2 separate regions of the Homo sapiens genome follow, and region 1 is linked to region 2. The links are chromatin loops, found by intact Hi-C in ENCODE. Cell type or tissue: endothelial cell of umbilical vein. All regions are shown on one strand.

Region 1 (8,000 bases), 82 kb after region 2:
TAAACACATTTGTGCTATCAAAATGTTAAGTTCAGACCCATTTATTTGAGAGCATTGAAATAATTTATTTATGGAAATGTATTTGTATTGTTTGCCTTTGAAAAAGTTTTGATGTAGTTGACAAAAAAATAGACAATGCAAATGGGAATTCAGAAGGAAATGGGTAAGGGAAATATGGGAGAAATTGGCTTTTTAAAAAATAGAAAATCAACATAATCCTTATAATCATAAATCAAATTTGGCTTTGAGCTCCCTAGCAGCCAAGGCAAAAATGTAAACATGGTTTATCACAAAACATTTAGTTTCTATTTCTCAGGAAAAGAAAATATATTCTTAACACTAATTTTCAAGAGAAATCTCTCACATGGTACAAATATAGGGGCATTAGGTGCTTCACTAAAGCACAATTTTCTCAACAACCATTTTAAAGTAAATTAAAAACTTGAACTTACATGGCTGTGTTTGAAGAAAACTGCTGTTAAAGTTCAGGAAATAATACTCAAGTACAACCATTGAAAGAAATTCCAGACTGGGTGTGATCGTGAATTTTGTGTCACCTTGGTGGGCCATTATGCCACCAAGTTGTTGTTTGGTCAAACACCAGTCCAGTTGCTGCTGTGGATGCATTTGCAGATGTGATTGACAACTACAATCAATTGACTTTGAGTAAAGCAGATTCCCCTCCATATGCAGGTGGGCCGTGTCCAATCAGTTGAAGGAGTAAAACCTGAGTAAAAGTAAAACTTAGGTTTCCCAGAGGAGCTCTGCCTCAAGACCATAATACAGAAGCCCGCCTGACTCCAGCCTCCCTGCAGATTTCAGATATGCCAGCCCCCACAACCACATGAGCCAATTTTTAAAAACAAATTCTTTGAACTGTGTATCCGGTTGGTTCTGTTTCTCTGGAGAACCCTGACTGATAGGCTGGTTGTTCAGAGATTCAGCTTCCAAAAGACCAAACCCAAGGCCTCAGCACAGGATGCCTGGGGTGTGCTGGAAGGCACCTCCGTCAGCACAAGCCACCCTTGCTGAGCACCTTTCCCCGCGGCCAGGCCTTAAGCACAAGCCACAGAACAGGCAAGCTTTGAGGGGCAGGGGTTCTAATCAGGCTACACACCTGCACCTCTCAGTGACCAGAAGCCATGAGATCATGCAAGTAAAAAGCGGGTGAGTGGCCACGGCCCCACTCTCCACCCTCAGGGAATGACCAGCAAGAACCCAAAGCCCTGGGATGCAGTCAGGATGCTCCAGGGAGGCAGCTGTGGGCTGGTCCCAGCACCAGGATGAGAACCGGACCCCACCGATGCCACCCTCACCTGGATGACTTTCAGAATAGGTTCATCGTGGCCGTGAATGACATTTTCCCACATCATCACCCAGAAAGAGTTCCCAGCAATACATACCCCTGGGCAGCTAAACAAGCTGACCTATTGCCATTACTTATCTTTGAACAACTACCTGCTTCCAAAGCCAACATGGGCCCAGGGCAGCCCTGTGGTCACTGGGGCAGGCAGCTACCCAGACTGCCCGAATCCATGGCGCCCTGGGCTTTACATTTCATAAATATTTTCAACATTATCTCCTATTCCTATGGTCAGAATAGAGAGTAGACAAAGCGAATTCTAAAAGCATAAAACTGAATCACATGATTTTAGCCCAACGTGTTATTCATTTGCTTTCAACCCATCAGAGCAGGTTCAAAGCAGACCTGGCTGGTCCTTAAAACGGCCCAAATCCATGTGTGGGGTTGTACCCCAACACCAAGCACACCGACGGGGCCCAGCGCTGCCGGGGCGCATGCTCACTGCAGCTGAGACGTGAGTGGATTTCCCATGAGGAGGTGCTGAAACCTTCTCTCCCCCACACACTCCTCCAATTATCCCTTCACAGGGCCTGATTCCCATGGGAACTGAGGGCTCCCTCAGGGAAACTGCCGGCCTTTCTGTAGTTAGCATTCAGACACACGACCCAAGAGAAGGATAGAGACAGAATGCAAAAAGGGGAGAAGGAACCCTGGAGCAGGAGGGATCCTGGAGAGCCCCATCAGACAGGGCAATGAGCCCAGATCCAGCAAAGAGCAGCCGCGCCCGAGCTCAGGGGGTGTGGGAGCTGTCCCAGAGCTGCCCTACAAAGTGTGCATGCTCCAGGGCACGTGTGTGCACACACATGCACACATACACAAGCAACATATGCACACATGTATACACATGTGCACAACACACATGCCAACACACCTACACACAAATGGACACATGTATACACACATGCCAACACACCTACACACAAATCCACACATGTATACATGCATGCCAACACACCACACAAATGGACACACATATACACGCATGCCACAAATGGACACACGTATACACACATGCCAACACACCTACACACAAATGGACACACGTATACACGCATGCCAACACACCTACACGCAAATGGACACACGTATACACACATGCCAACACACCTACACACAAATCCACACATGTATACACATGCCAACACACCTACACACAAATCCACACATGTGTACACATATGCCAACACACCTACACACAAATCCACACATGTGTGCACACATGCCAACACACCTACACACAAATCCACACATGTATATACACATGCTAACATATGCACACACCTGCATACAGATGCACACACACATGCACACACCTTCACACACATGCATATGCACAAACCACACACATGCAGATAGACATACATGCACACATGGGTACACATGCACACACCACATATACAAATGCACAAACCAAGCATGTGCACATATCTACACACATGCACACACCCACACACGTGCACATGCACATATACACACATGGCTGTGTGTGTACTGCAAGAAATATTTTTATAACATCTAAACCTTGGAGTTCAAGAAGCCCGAGCAGCCCCCCATGGGGTCCTCCTCCCTGGGAGCCTCTCTTCATTTTGGAAGAGATGGACAAGGGCCGGTACTGTGCAGAGTAAGAACATCAGTCAGCAGAATATGCTAGGAGGGCTCACACCTCCGGGGGAACTAGGCCCAGAGCAGCAGGGCCTACAGAGTAGCTAAGTCCCCAGGCAGGGGTGTGGCTCAGACACAGAGGCTCATGGCAGCGGCCCTGCTCTGATGGCAGAGATACTCAGGGATCACAGGGAATGTGACCTCCTTGCCACATGTGTCAGCCTTGGGAATGTGGGAACAGATTTACTCCAGTCCCTCTCCTTCCCACCTGCAAGAGCTTGTGGAGGTCCTAGAGCTCTGTGACTTTTGAGGAATATCAGGAGGAAAAGTGGGAGCTGAGGCCAGCAGAGGAAGAGCCAGAGGCTCTGCTGAGCAGCGAGGGGGAGATGGGCAAGGCTGTCCTGGCCTCACTACTGCAAGGCGAGGCGGATGCCCGGAAGGGGAGGGCTGGGCCATGCGAGAGCCGGCGGGAGGCAGCCGGGGAGCAGGGCCTACAGACTTCGGGTGGTGGCAAGGGCCCCAGAAGCTACCTCCTGAGTCATAGGGCACTGAGCCCCCAAAAGGAGCTCCCAAAGCTCTTTCTGGGTCAGTACCTGGAGCAGGGCAGGCCTGCAAACAAGGAAACCTGATGTCAGACGCAGGACAGCTATGAGGAGGAAAAGCTGCTGCAAAGGAAACACAAAAATGTTTCTAACAAGAAGCGAGAGTGAGCGGAAATCAGCCTCAGGAAGGACCCATTGTTATTTAAGATCTACGCAGTCGTACAAGCCAATTTGATGTGATGTTTGTGGTAGCTGAGTCATAACCTCCCCCGGGATATGGCCACATCCTAATCCCCAGAACCTAGGATTCTGTGACCTGTGAGGCAAAAGGGACTTTGCAAATGAGATTAAGTTAAGAACCTTGAGACAGGAAATTATCCCGGATTACCCTGGGCCCAGTTTACACTGGGTAATCACCAGGGTCCCTGTAAGAGGGAGGCGTCAGAGGGAAGGCCCCACGGTGGCGGAAGCGGAGGCTGGAGCCACGGGCTTTGAAGACAAATGGGCCAGGCCCCTGGAAGCTGGAAAACAAGGAAACGCACACTGCTGTGGGGCCTCCAGCAGGAACCAGCCCACCAGCACCTTGACTTTGCCCAGTGAAACTGAGGCTGGACTTGTGCTCTCCAGAACCGTAAGATAATATGTTTGTGTTGTTTTAAGCCACTGCATGTGCGGTAACTTTTTACAGCACCAACAGGTAACTGATACAGAGTCCTCATCGCTTTATTTTACTGAATAGTTAAAAAGCCTCAAATGAATTTGTCAGTCCACATTCCACCTTAGTCACCTAGTGTTACTTTTTAAGATTTTATTCTTTATAACTACACATTTTTCTATTGCAAAAGTTTTTAGAAACCTATGCCATAAAATTCAGAAAGACTGAGCTCCTTCCTCATCCTTCCCAGAGATAAGTCTCCATGCGCACAGGGTCCCCGTCCTTCACCATAAAAATGGAGAACTACTGGCAAAACAAACCTCTGGTGGTATCGTTATTCCAGGCTTCCAGGGAGAAGGCAAAACAGCCTGGGCTGGAGTTACTCACATCTGCATACAGCAAACTTAGTCCCAAAGCCGCTGGAGAGGTGTGTGCGCAACCCTTGTCTCGGCGGACAGTATTTTCTCTCTTGCACTTTGGAAAGGACTTGGGTCCACTGTGGGCTATTCCCTCCGACATCTGTGTCCTGCCCTATGCTCTGGGCATGGGTGGAGCTGGAGCTCCTGCACACAGCCCGGCGGCTCTCCGGCCTCCTCCCCATTGCCAGGGCCTCACGTGCACTAGTGACCCTCCTCGCATTCCCACAGGCACACGCCCTAGAGGAACGAGCCCCTAGCCAGGTTCCCACCAATGGTCGGTTCCATAATGGGCACATTCTCCAGTGGTTGCAGGGCTTGCTGTGTCTGAAACACCAGCAGATCCTCATTCAAGGAGTATGGGGCAGGGGAAGGAACAGGCTTGAAGGAGAGGAGGATGAGCTCAGAATTGGACATTTTAAGTTTGAGTTATTATGTGTTATCTAAGCAGAGAAATCCCGCACTCTTAGATACCATTGGATCTCAAGACAGAGAGCTGGGGAAAATATATAGACTTGGGAGCCATTAGCATTGAGTTCTCAATTAGAGTCCTAGGAATAAATGTGATAACCAGGACGAAAGTGTAGGCAGGGGACAAGGCGGTCAAGGATGGGATTTGGGGAAATGCCAACATTAAGGCCCAAGAAAAGCGTCAGGTAAACAGAGTGAAAATTCTACAGGAAGAATGACCCAGTGTCTTCAGTTAAAATGCACTTCACAGGGGTAGGAAACGGCTGAAGACTGAGGACTTTCAGAGATGTGCCGTCCGGAGGCCAGCTGGGTGTGCTCAGAGTCCAACGCAAGCACGCTGCACATCCTTGGTCAAAAAACCTTCAGAGGCCACCAGAGAAAGTGAACACGGACTGGGTATTGGATGACATTAGGGAATCATCACTAACTGTCAGGTGAAATGACTACACTGCGGTGATGTGAAGAAGAGAACCCATTTGCTAGAGACACGAAATAGGTGGAAGAGATGACATGTTGTCTGTGATTTATTTTAAAGCATGTGGGGACACAGCTGGAGGCAGGGTAGCAGGATGTGGCTGATTTTTCAGCCTGGACGATGGATTCGCTCTCCTTCTCTCTTTACATTTAGATGTGCGTGAGAATTTTTAAGATAAAGGATTTTAAAAGAGCAGATTTACTGTCACCCCTGCAACTGAGGCTGTGTGGCCTCTAAAGTCCACAGTCCGTGGTTTCTAACAGGATTTGTGGTCTCCAGTTCTTCTTCTCCAGGAAGACAGCCCATCCTGTTTCCCCAGCACTCCATTCTTCCATTTAAGGGGTGCAGACAGCAGCCCTGAGCTCAGCATCCCGTGGCCCCTGCACAGACACTGGCACCTCCATGCAGGCTCCTCCCCAGCCTTGAGATGCACAAAGCCAATTTGAGGCTGCAGCTCGGAGATAGCATCGGCCCAAGTGGACAGGCGGAGAGCCAGCCTCTCACCGCTCCTTAAGGCGCCTCTGCACCCTTCATCTGCCCAGGTGGACAGGTGGAGAGCCAGCCTCCCGCCACTCCTGACGGAACCTCCACTCCCTTGACCTGCCCACGTGGACAGGCGGAGAGCCAGCCTCCCCCAACTCCTGAAGGGACCTCCATGCCCTTGACCCCGTGTCCTGAGAGCTGGAGCACAACGGCCACCATGACTGTTACGACCTAAAAAGAATGACGCTGCATTTTGCCAGAGGTTTGCAAACAAAAGTGAGAGTCGGAGGAATGTGGGAGAAGAGAAGGAGGAATGAAAACCAGGGCAAGAAGGTCAAGATGGAAACCTGTGGCTCCGTGACAAACGTCTTTGAACGAGCTCAGCTGTGCCTTTCTAGGCCCACGATCAATAGGCAGCCGTTTGAACGGCCATTGATGAGCAAAGGTAACAGCTGCTGAATGTGGTGGCCAAGCGGGCCTGTGGGTTTGGGGTGCTGCCGGCTGCTGTTTGGGAGATTTGTTACACATGACAAGTGACACGCAGGGCCCTGTGTGGCCAACAGAACAGGCTGCCCTTGGGCGTGGCTGCAGAGCTTCGTGTGGAGCTCCGGCAGTGCCTGTCCTGAAACCAACTGAAGGTTTTTAAACACCAACCACCATTGCTGAGAAGCCGGAGCTTCGTTCTCACTACACCCAGATAGTGGTGGAAGGAGAGGCCAAAATAGTTCTGTGAAGATGGGCACTCAGGCCAGCCTCATTCTGCCCAAGAAGGGATTCTCCATGAAAGGTGAGGCAAGAAGACTTAGATCCCTTAATAACCACCGGCTAAACATGAATCAAAAGTGTTTATGCGATTGAGTTTCGAGGTGAAAGGGGGGCAATGGTATTCATGCAGCCAGAAACCTTATCTGGAAGAGAATAATGAAGAAGACAAAATGGCCGGGCACAGTGGCTCACGCCTGTTTTCCCAGTACTTTGGGAGGCTGAGGCAGGCAGATCGCCTGAGGTCAGGAGTTCCAGACCAGCTTTACCAACATGGAGAAACCCCGTCTCTACTAAAAATACAAAATTAGCCGGGTGTGGTGGCACATGCCTGTATTCCCAGCTACTAGAGAGGCTAAGGCAGGAGAATTGCTTGAACCCGGGAGGCGGAGGTTGCCATGAGCTGAGATCGTGCCATTGCACTCCAGCCTGGGCCACAAGAGCGAAACTCTGTCTCAAAAAAAAAAAAATAATAAGTTGTAAGCTTTTGTATTGTATCCACTTGGTATTTCTACTTTTGTTAAATTGGGGGAAATACTAACATTCTCAACCTATTTGTGGGTTGCCTTCAGAATTCTGAAAGTTGGGAGTCCCCGAGCAGTGCCAATGAGTGTTGTGCCTGCAGAGGAAGTCCCATCCCTCCCGCAAGCAGCTGTCTCTAACAAACCCTGCCCAGCTGTTTCCCTGCGTTGCAGACACTACAGGTGATGGGCAGAGGGTCAGGCTCCAGAGGGGAGACCACGCCAACAGGGTGAGTGCAACAGGACCCCAGGACCAGCAGCCGAGGGATCCAGCATGGTCTTTAGTGCAGCCTCCTGCTTCTGTGGATGAAGCCTGCGTGTCAGCCATCTATGGCTCCGAAACAAAGTCACCAAACACTTAGCAGCCTAGTCAACAAATATTGATGATCTCACACCATTTCTGAAAGTCCAGGATCTGGGAATATCTTTGCTGGGTGGTGCTGACTCAGCAGTGAGTTGGCAGCTCAATGAGGCAGACGGAAAGGATGAGGAAAGAGATATCCTAAAGTGACGGCAGCTCCTCACTGTCATTATGTTCCATCAAGTCACTGCCAACATTGAGTCAGTGAGTCCCGAACCATCACTCCTCTGGTGAATCTCCTGAAAGCCTCTGGTCCCATTCTCATCAGCCAATCAATACATAAGCTTGTTTTATGTGTGTTTCTGTTAAAAGACACCTGATTTAATATGGGTTGTTAACACTTGTACTA
Region 2 (8,000 bases):
GAAAAAGCACTGGGTCCTGGAGATCCCAGCAAAAGAGTGGACAGAGGAAGCCTATGCCTGTTAACGGAGGAGGCGGCGGGCTACATGCTTCTGCAGAACAATAGGAAAACAAGCCCTGTCGGCAGGAGCCAGGCCTTTCATCTGGCAGGGGGCAGGTGAGGGAGGAGGCTGCGTCCCAGGCTCAGAAGCTTCCACTTTCTGCCTTCCTTGAGGTGGTGTCTTGCTCCCAAGGGACCCAGGAAGATGAGAATTTCACAGGGAAGGAACTCAGAGCTGGCAAAGAAGGAGGGTGTGGGGCACAGACAGGGCAGGCAGGAGGCTTCAGGCAGCAAGCCCAGCCCAGGCCGCACGGACACCCTCGCAGATGGAGCATGCAGAGACCAGACCACGTCCACACAGAACCCAACCTGGCACGGTGGTCTGGGCTTTGTAGCCCCCCAGAGTCCCTGCTGCTCCAGGCCTGCAGGGTCTGCCTCAGCCGCCCCCTTGAAGTGAGCACCCTTCACCCTGGGGCCTGGCCCTATGTGGGGCCGGCGGGCAGGTGGGACCGGAGGCAGGTCTGGAGCCCCAGCCTCTGTCCTGTGCTCTCCACACCTCGTGCTTCTGCACAGGGCTCGGCAGGGTCCAAAGGATTCCAGTGTGGTCTGTCAGGCGCGTTGTCTGGGTCAGGGCCCCCAGCACACTTTTAGTTTGATTTGTAACTTTAAACGTTTGAACACAGGGCACATGGGCTTCTCTTTCCCTGGCCCGCACAGTATCTGGAAGGTCAGCTCAGAGTCCGGCACAATCATTCTCTATGAGAACTTTGTGGTCAGACAATATGGCTCAAAGGCAGCCTCCTGCCGTGTGGGCGCTCACCGAGCTGCCCTGACCTCGGTTCCCTAACCTGGAAAACGGCAGAGAGACCCTGCAGAGACGTGCCCTGACCTCGGTTCCCTAACCTGGAAAACGGCAGAGAGACCCTGCAGAGACGTGCCCTGACCTCGGTTCCCTAACCTGGAAAACGGCAGAGAGACCCTGCAGAGACGTGGGGCAGGAGTCACAGGCGACGCAGAGCCCGATGGGCCGCGGCACTGGGCTGGGTTGGGCAGTGCCCCCGAATTCATTTCCCTGGAGCCTCAGGATGTCACTGTAGTCGGAGAGAGGGTCTTTGCAGATATGGCCAAGTTAAGGTGAGGTCATTAGGATGGGTCTGGTCCAACGGCTGGTGTCCTTAGGGGAAGAGGGAAATTTGAACATAGACACGGGGAAACGCCACGTGAAGACGGAGGCTGGGGCTGGGGGGCAGCGTCTGCAGGCCGAGGAAGGAGTCGCCAGGAGGGCTGCAGGGCCGAGTCTCCCCGGATTCTTTGGAGGGGCCGCGCCTGGCCCGCCCGGCCTTGGCTCTCAGACATCCGGGCTCTAGGACCGTGGGAGGCCGCATCCCTGCTGGTCCAGCCGCTGGGTTTCTGGGGCTTCGTTTCAGCAGCTCGGCATGTAAGAGCCGCAGCTCCTCTTCACTGCCCACCCTCAGGCTATGTGGAAACCCCACTCTCTTAGGACTAGGCAGACCCTTTGCTTTCTAAACTAGCGAGAACGCCATTCCCTGGGTCTGGCAGCTCCCCTGCACTGTGCCGACACCCAACGCTCACTCAAGGTCCGGGCCAGCTCGTCCTCACTGTGCCGTGGAGACCCCTGGACCTGCCAGGTCCCACAGCCGCTTACCGGCCAAGTCGGTGGAGACCAGAGACCATCGCTGCTGTTTGTGCCTCACACGGTTTTGAATCTCCAGGGACCAAGTGACTTCCGGGAAGGTGCGGTGAGATCTGGACTCACTGCTGATTCCCTGAGATGTGGGCCGAGGTTCAGCTGCTCCTTGAACCTGTGAGGTACAGGCCAGGGGTGAATGTGAGTTGGCCAGAAACAGTTCCCCGAGGATACCAAAAAGCTAGTAATAAAATGAAAATAAGTGCAGCTGGCAGCTCCTAGGTGCCACCCTGCCCTGACCCAGTTCCCTTGGCCTCAGCAGCACCCTGGAGGATGGGAAAAGGCTGGCAGCGTGATGGGGAGGCCCCGGAATCCCCTTCTGCATCAGGCCTGCTCCTGCCAAGCACGCACCCGCACCCCACAGCCTGGGGGCAGGCAGGCCTGGGCTGCATTAACCCTGTTACCCAGGGGACCCCCGGGCACTCTCCTGGGTGGAGCCCACGGGGCACTTGACTTGGTTTTTGCAAAAAGACCTGCCAGTCTCTGCGTTGGCTCCTCCCTTTCACTCTCTCCTCTGGGTACATCTCCAGGCCAGGGGGTCCCAACTCCAGAGAGCACGGGGCAGTAAGAGGGCAAGTGTGGGGACGGCGTGAGTCCACTGTGCAGGTCGGAGGTGGCCCCAGCCTGAGGAATACTGCGCACCCTCCCTAGCAAGGACCACAGTGTGGTATGTTTGCTCGGCTCCAGAAAACATAAATCAAATCCAAGAGGAGGAAGACCTGAGTGGTATTTACCGCTCAAACCCGATCTTTTTTGAACTCAGCTGCCTCCCTCACTGAACGGGGATTGTGCGGTCAGCCTGGGTGCAAGCCAGGGTCAGCAGACATACATCCCTGCCCACAGTGCCCTGCAGTTGAGCGTGAAATTCCACCACAGCTTCCCGGGGCCTGGTTGGTCGGGAAGACTCACATCCCGGCCTCTCTTCCTGTCGTAAAATCACCCCTGCGTGGTGTTGGCATATTTGCTGTCCAGCTCAGCAGGGGCGGGCCCCTGGAGCTGCCACGGATCAGCCACCTGCCCCTCCAGGCCTCCTAGCTCAACAGGTTGTGGGTGCCACTGGGACTCATAGCTCCCGGGACACTGGGGCTACCCGTGCCTACTTGGACAAAGCTGTTAAAAGCCCAAGCCCCCACGGCTGCTCCGGCTCAACGTGGGCTCCCTCGTGTCAGCCCTGCTGATGCTGACCTGGCTTTATTTCCATCAACAGACCCAACACCCAATCACAACACAGTGAAAGAAGAGCTGGCGAGGAAAACCGTGTTTGCTTGCACCAATGTCCTGGACTTCTTCGCTGAAACCTAAGTGGACGCTGAGGAGAACGCCCCCCACGTCCTCAGGGACCGAGCCACTTCCAGGCCTCGCCAAGAAGAAGGGCTGCTTTCCACAGGTTTCTTTTGTGGAAATGCCCTGTCCAGCCTTGAGACTCACGCAGGGAGTGTGCGAGTGTGTGCCCGGGGAGTGTTCATACCCCTCCGGCTTCAGAAAACAAAGAAAAATCACCTTTACCTACTGCTTTTGGTGTTCAGGCATATCTGAAATTCATTGTTATGATTATGATGGGTTGGAGAGGTCATCGTTTCAGGATATGACAGAGTTTAGTAACACAGACCATGAGGTTCTCTCAGCTTTGTGGGACTCAAGGGTGCCACACTGCCATGTGTTTGAAGGCTACCGCGAGGTCCCCGGAGCTCAGGAAGAACCGCGTCCCTCTGGGGAGGAAATGCAATTTGCTCTTGCTTAGGGGCCTGTGTTCGTACCCACATATCACAGGGACACGGTGGGGCTGTGAGGCAAGGGCACATTTCACGCAAGAGATGCACCACGACCGTGAACCAGCAGCGGACGCAGGACGTGCGCCAAGACAAACACGGCCCAGGCTGCCGGGCAGTCTGCCCAGGGCAAAGCCTGATTACCAGATGGGGCCAGGAGGAAACGGGCGGACCCGGCTGCTGTCCCGTGGGCCTGGTCATCGTCCACAGTGCAGCCAGGGCTCGCCCGTACACTCCGTGCATATTGTCTGGAATTCACTTCTGGCTGCTACTAAAGCGGGGTCGCCGTTTATCCGCACGGAGGAAGGCCATGAGAAGCCACACATCAGTGTGGATTTACATCCCACGTTCCCTAAAGGAGACAGCGCGGAGCGCTTGAGGCCAGGACAGGCACCCGCACACAGCCCGTCTGCCGGCCTCGCTTCCTCCAAGGGGGTGCCGGCCTGACCCCGTTCTCTTCCAGGCTGCTGAGACCAGCATCCGAGCCAGCCCAGGCCATAAACAAAGCCACAGCCAAAGGTGCTTCAGCAGCAGATGCCCATCCCCCAGCTTGGGACTGCAAGCCTGGGGTCAAGGTGCCAGCAGAGGAGGGTCCACTGAGGCCTCTTCCTGGCTCACAGAGGCACCTTCTCACTGAGCTTGGCAAGGCCGAGGAGGAAGCCAGCACTCCCTTTTCTCTTCTTGCAGGGACACCTGTGCCATCCTGAGGCCTCCACCCACAGGACTCCATCCAACCTCAGCACCTCCCAAAGACCCCACCCTAACACCGTCACAGGGGGCTTAGGACTTCAGTGCATGGATCCTGGGGGATCCATTTCAGTCCACAGCAGCCATAAGCCAAAGACTTCCTTCCGAATTCTTACCTGGTTAAGCGAGAGGCTCCTCTGGGCGTTGTTGCTGCCCTAATGGGGCTGGTGGGCCACAGACGGCAACAGGCCAGGTAGCAGGATCCCCAGGTCCAGCAGTCCTCGCCGCATCTGCTGCTCCAGCAGCTCCTCCACTCTTCCTAGGGCCTGAGCCTACGCTGTGAGGGACCTCGCATGCAAAACAGAGGAGGTTGTAGGGGGTTGTGGGGGGCGGGGACGAGGGATCTTTGTGATCAGAGTAGAAGACGGGCAGGTGAGGAGTTAAATAGGCCGCCAACCAGAGGCAGGTGTGAGCAGTTAAACAGGCCCAACCAGAGGCAGGTGTGAGCAGTTAAACAGGCCCAACCAGAGGCAGGTGTGAGCGTCACCTGCTGCTGAACACCTGCTGTGAGCCTTGGGAGCCCCAGACAGGGTCCCTGACTCTGTAGCTGGTGTTCCCCTCCCTCCCCCGCGAGTCCTACAAACCAGGCTTAATTCCAGTGAGTGTTTGTGCTCAAACCTCCCCATTTGCCTCAGAAGAAGGAGGGAGTCGCGAGCCCAGAGGACAAGGAGAGCTCAGGGGTCCGCATCAGAATTAATGAAGGCTTGGGGGCCTCCATTCACTCCCTCAACAAACACTGAGTACTTTAGGAAAAGGCCTCATGCTTGATGTGTGGATCTGAGAGTGTTTTATATTTTTCTCAGGTTTCTAAGTATCGTTTCAAAACCTCACACAAAATTTTTTAGGCTAAAGTTTCAGGAGTTGCCAAATTACAGCACAAGCAAATTCCAAACATACCGGTGGAAAATAACCCACAGAGGTAGATGTTCTCTTTAGAGCTGAGATCAGAAATTGCTCTGCTGTAAAACTTCAACCACAAATAATAACGTCGCTGTTAAAAATAAGCATCATTATCTATGGAGTCTGAGAGGGGAACGCTGAGAGGAAGGGTCGGCCAGCCGTGTGCAGCAGGACCAGGAGGCCCTGCGAGCCCCAGATCACGTCTACCGCGCGTGTGTGCACTGATCCACCCACACAGGCGTTCAGGGCCCTACCTGGCCAATCGCGTGAAAGGCTGGCTCAGAAGGCGGTAAACTCTGTCAGGTCAAAATGAGTAATAACATTTCTAAAGCGACAAGGCTACAAAGGAAGCTGGACTCACCGGATCCCGGGAGGTTTGCGAGGCCCAGCGAAGGGCGTGGGCTGGGAGGCCCCATGAAGGAGTCATGGAGCCAATACGGGGCTCACCACCCCGCAAGCGGCGCCCCGGAGCCCCTGCTGGTCCCAAATCTCTGACCTCAACCCTCAGTTCTTGTCCTCTGACCTGAGACTCTGACCAGAAACCATGAGTGCGTGACCTCAGGCAGCCTGAGAGGTAATTCCACAGCTTCTAGTTGGGTGAGCACATCCCCTTAGCAGGGTCAGAAAGTCCCGGAAGGGAGACAGGGGTGTAGACAGCCAGAGAAGAAAATTCTCTGGCTGATTTGGTAATCGGTCAACTGGACTTGAAGCAATGAGCTTTGTAAGAGTTTTGATATTTTAATTTTTAAAGGCATCTGAAGTTTATGAGCATCTGAAGTATAAATTTGTGAGCTTATCAAAATGCTTAAGAATTTTAAAGTTTTAAAAAGATTAAGCTTTTCATCAGTGTTTAAATACTTAAGGCAATGGTTCCCAGTCAGGGGTAACCTTGGTACTGTGGGGAGATAATTTTTATTGTCACAACTGGGAGGTGCTGCTGGCCTCTTAAGACCCTGTTGTAGGACAGCCTCCATAACAAAGAATTACCCGCTCAAAACATCCACAGTGCTGGGGCTGAGAAACTCGGATTTAAGGAAGTCACCTTTGAGTCAAGCAGCCTGTTTGTAAATATTGTCTAATTGCCTGAGAAGATCTTATTCATTAGATTTACAGTTTTCCCTTGCTAGGGGTTTGAAGTACTTACGAAAATCAGATATGTTAAATTTATGATGATGGTTTGAAAAACAACGTCTGAAGAAATTTTATCAAATAACTGGTCCAAAATACGTATTTAAATTTAATCTGCAAAATGTATACACTGAGTATTAAAGAAACAGGAAATGTGTGTTTTTAGTCTTCACATCAAAATTGCTCTATTAATGAACAAATAAAAGATTAAGTTACACCTGCAGGCTTAAGAGAAATGGTTTTACAATGTACACTTGATGCACGTCACTAAAATAAGCAAAAGCCTTTGCAGGAGAGCAGGCAAGGCAGCCCTTTGTCGCAGAGCTGGAAAGAGGACGTCTGCAGGGCACAGTTTGCGCTGCTGACCCCGCGAGGCAAGGGCAGTGGCAGCCGCCTCTAAAAGCTTGTGTGGGAGCAGCACGGGGGAATGCAGAGCACATGCAGAACCGGTGCCCCATGAGCACGACTCATGGCGATCCTCAGTGTCTTGACAATACCTTTGGGGAAGCTGCTGAGAGTGGGGCAGGAGCAAGGGGACAGCAGCACCCCTCCCTGTGTGGGCCCCCAGGATGTCCTTGGGAGGACACATAGTGGCCAGAGCCAGCCTGAGCTTGAATTTTCACCAGCCCTGTGACCCCAACCCTGTCCACTCACCAGACCTTGCTTTAGCCCCAAAAGCTGGGCGTCATTGTCTGGACTTCATGGTGGAGGACAGTGAGCCCACTGACCTATCCATCCTCACCCCACCGCTGACGTGTCCAGCTGGCGAAGGCAGATCTGTTCTATTCTGGCCCGAATCTCTTCCCATGCTAGGCTGTGTAAGATTGGGGGTGTCAAAAATCAACAACCATTCTCATTCTCTTGGGATCTCCCCGGAGCCTTTGGCCAGACACCAGGAGGCACTAGAGGGTTTAAGAATTTGCAAGACAGTTGACTCCCTTGGTCACACTGGGGTTCAGCCAGGCCTAGAATCCTGTGGGGGATCTCCCCCAGCAAGGCCTTTTACTTTCAGCACTGACTCTGATGGTTGTAGATAATTAAATCTTGCTACTTCAGGGAGGTAACTGGTGCCAGAATATTCCCTTGCTATAACGCAGTTCACCTGCAATGCTGAACCCAACATCTTTCAAAATTTCAATTCACATTTGCAGAATTAAAATCTTCAAAAGAAATATAAAATGTGAAGATACATAAAGTATTATCCAAAAAGAGAGAGAGAGTCATTGCTGCTATTCAGATATCAAGGTGTAATAAGCCTTTCAGCATTTCACAAAAGATAGGAACAGATGCCATTGTAATTCTTGTTCAGGAGGGCACAAGGACCAGCGCCCAGCTCTGTGACCAGAAGTGGGTTAAATTTCCACCCACTCTACAATAAGCACACAATAAGTATTTATTATATGTCTAATACATGTAATGGATATTAGGGATTTTTAGTAAATCCCTAATTAAGTTAAGTATTTATGAAGGGTAATGATTTCAGAGCAACAGTGATAGAAGAGTGTTTCCCAATCATTATCTCCCTGAAGAAAGGAAAACTCTTTATGGTCCTTGTAATGGACACCAGGGGTGAGAAAAGTGAAGAGGGGATCAGAAGAGAGAGGAGAATCCATCATAGTTAATGTTAATGAGGACCAGGACAGAGGGGGCCACAGACCTGGAAAGGAGGTGGCTTCCATGTGTTACTGCTTCCCTATCAGCCGTGATTTC

The links. Peaks named below come from ENCODE experiments on the same cell type or tissue, not always from the same donor. Only the 100,000 strongest peaks of a DNase experiment are listed, where the experiment ranks them.
Region 1: it touches region 2 in a loop (7-fold over the local background); 2 of 110 quality-filtered maps call a loop at or near these places.

The regions. Positions count from the first base shown.
Region 1 is chr6:169,847,710-169,855,709 of GRCh38, reverse strand. No RefSeq gene overlaps it. Among named protein-coding and RNA genes, the nearest start is that of LINC00242, 53 kb to the right of the region's middle. In endothelial cell of umbilical vein, no CTCF peak of the experiment used is centred here; a DNase peak (open chromatin) is centred at 3,739; H3K27ac peaks cover 1,714 bases.
Region 2 is chr6:169,930,189-169,938,188 of GRCh38, reverse strand. It overlaps LOC107986674 (a long non-coding RNA gene), which reads right to left and starts at 4,546. Exons shown (of 5, transcript XR_001744483.2): 1 at 4,379-4,546; 2 at 1,705-1,861. In endothelial cell of umbilical vein, a CTCF peak has its summit at 7,181 (motif pointing right); DNase peaks (open chromatin) are centred at 2,618, 2,998 and 3,628; H3K27ac peaks cover 2,446 bases.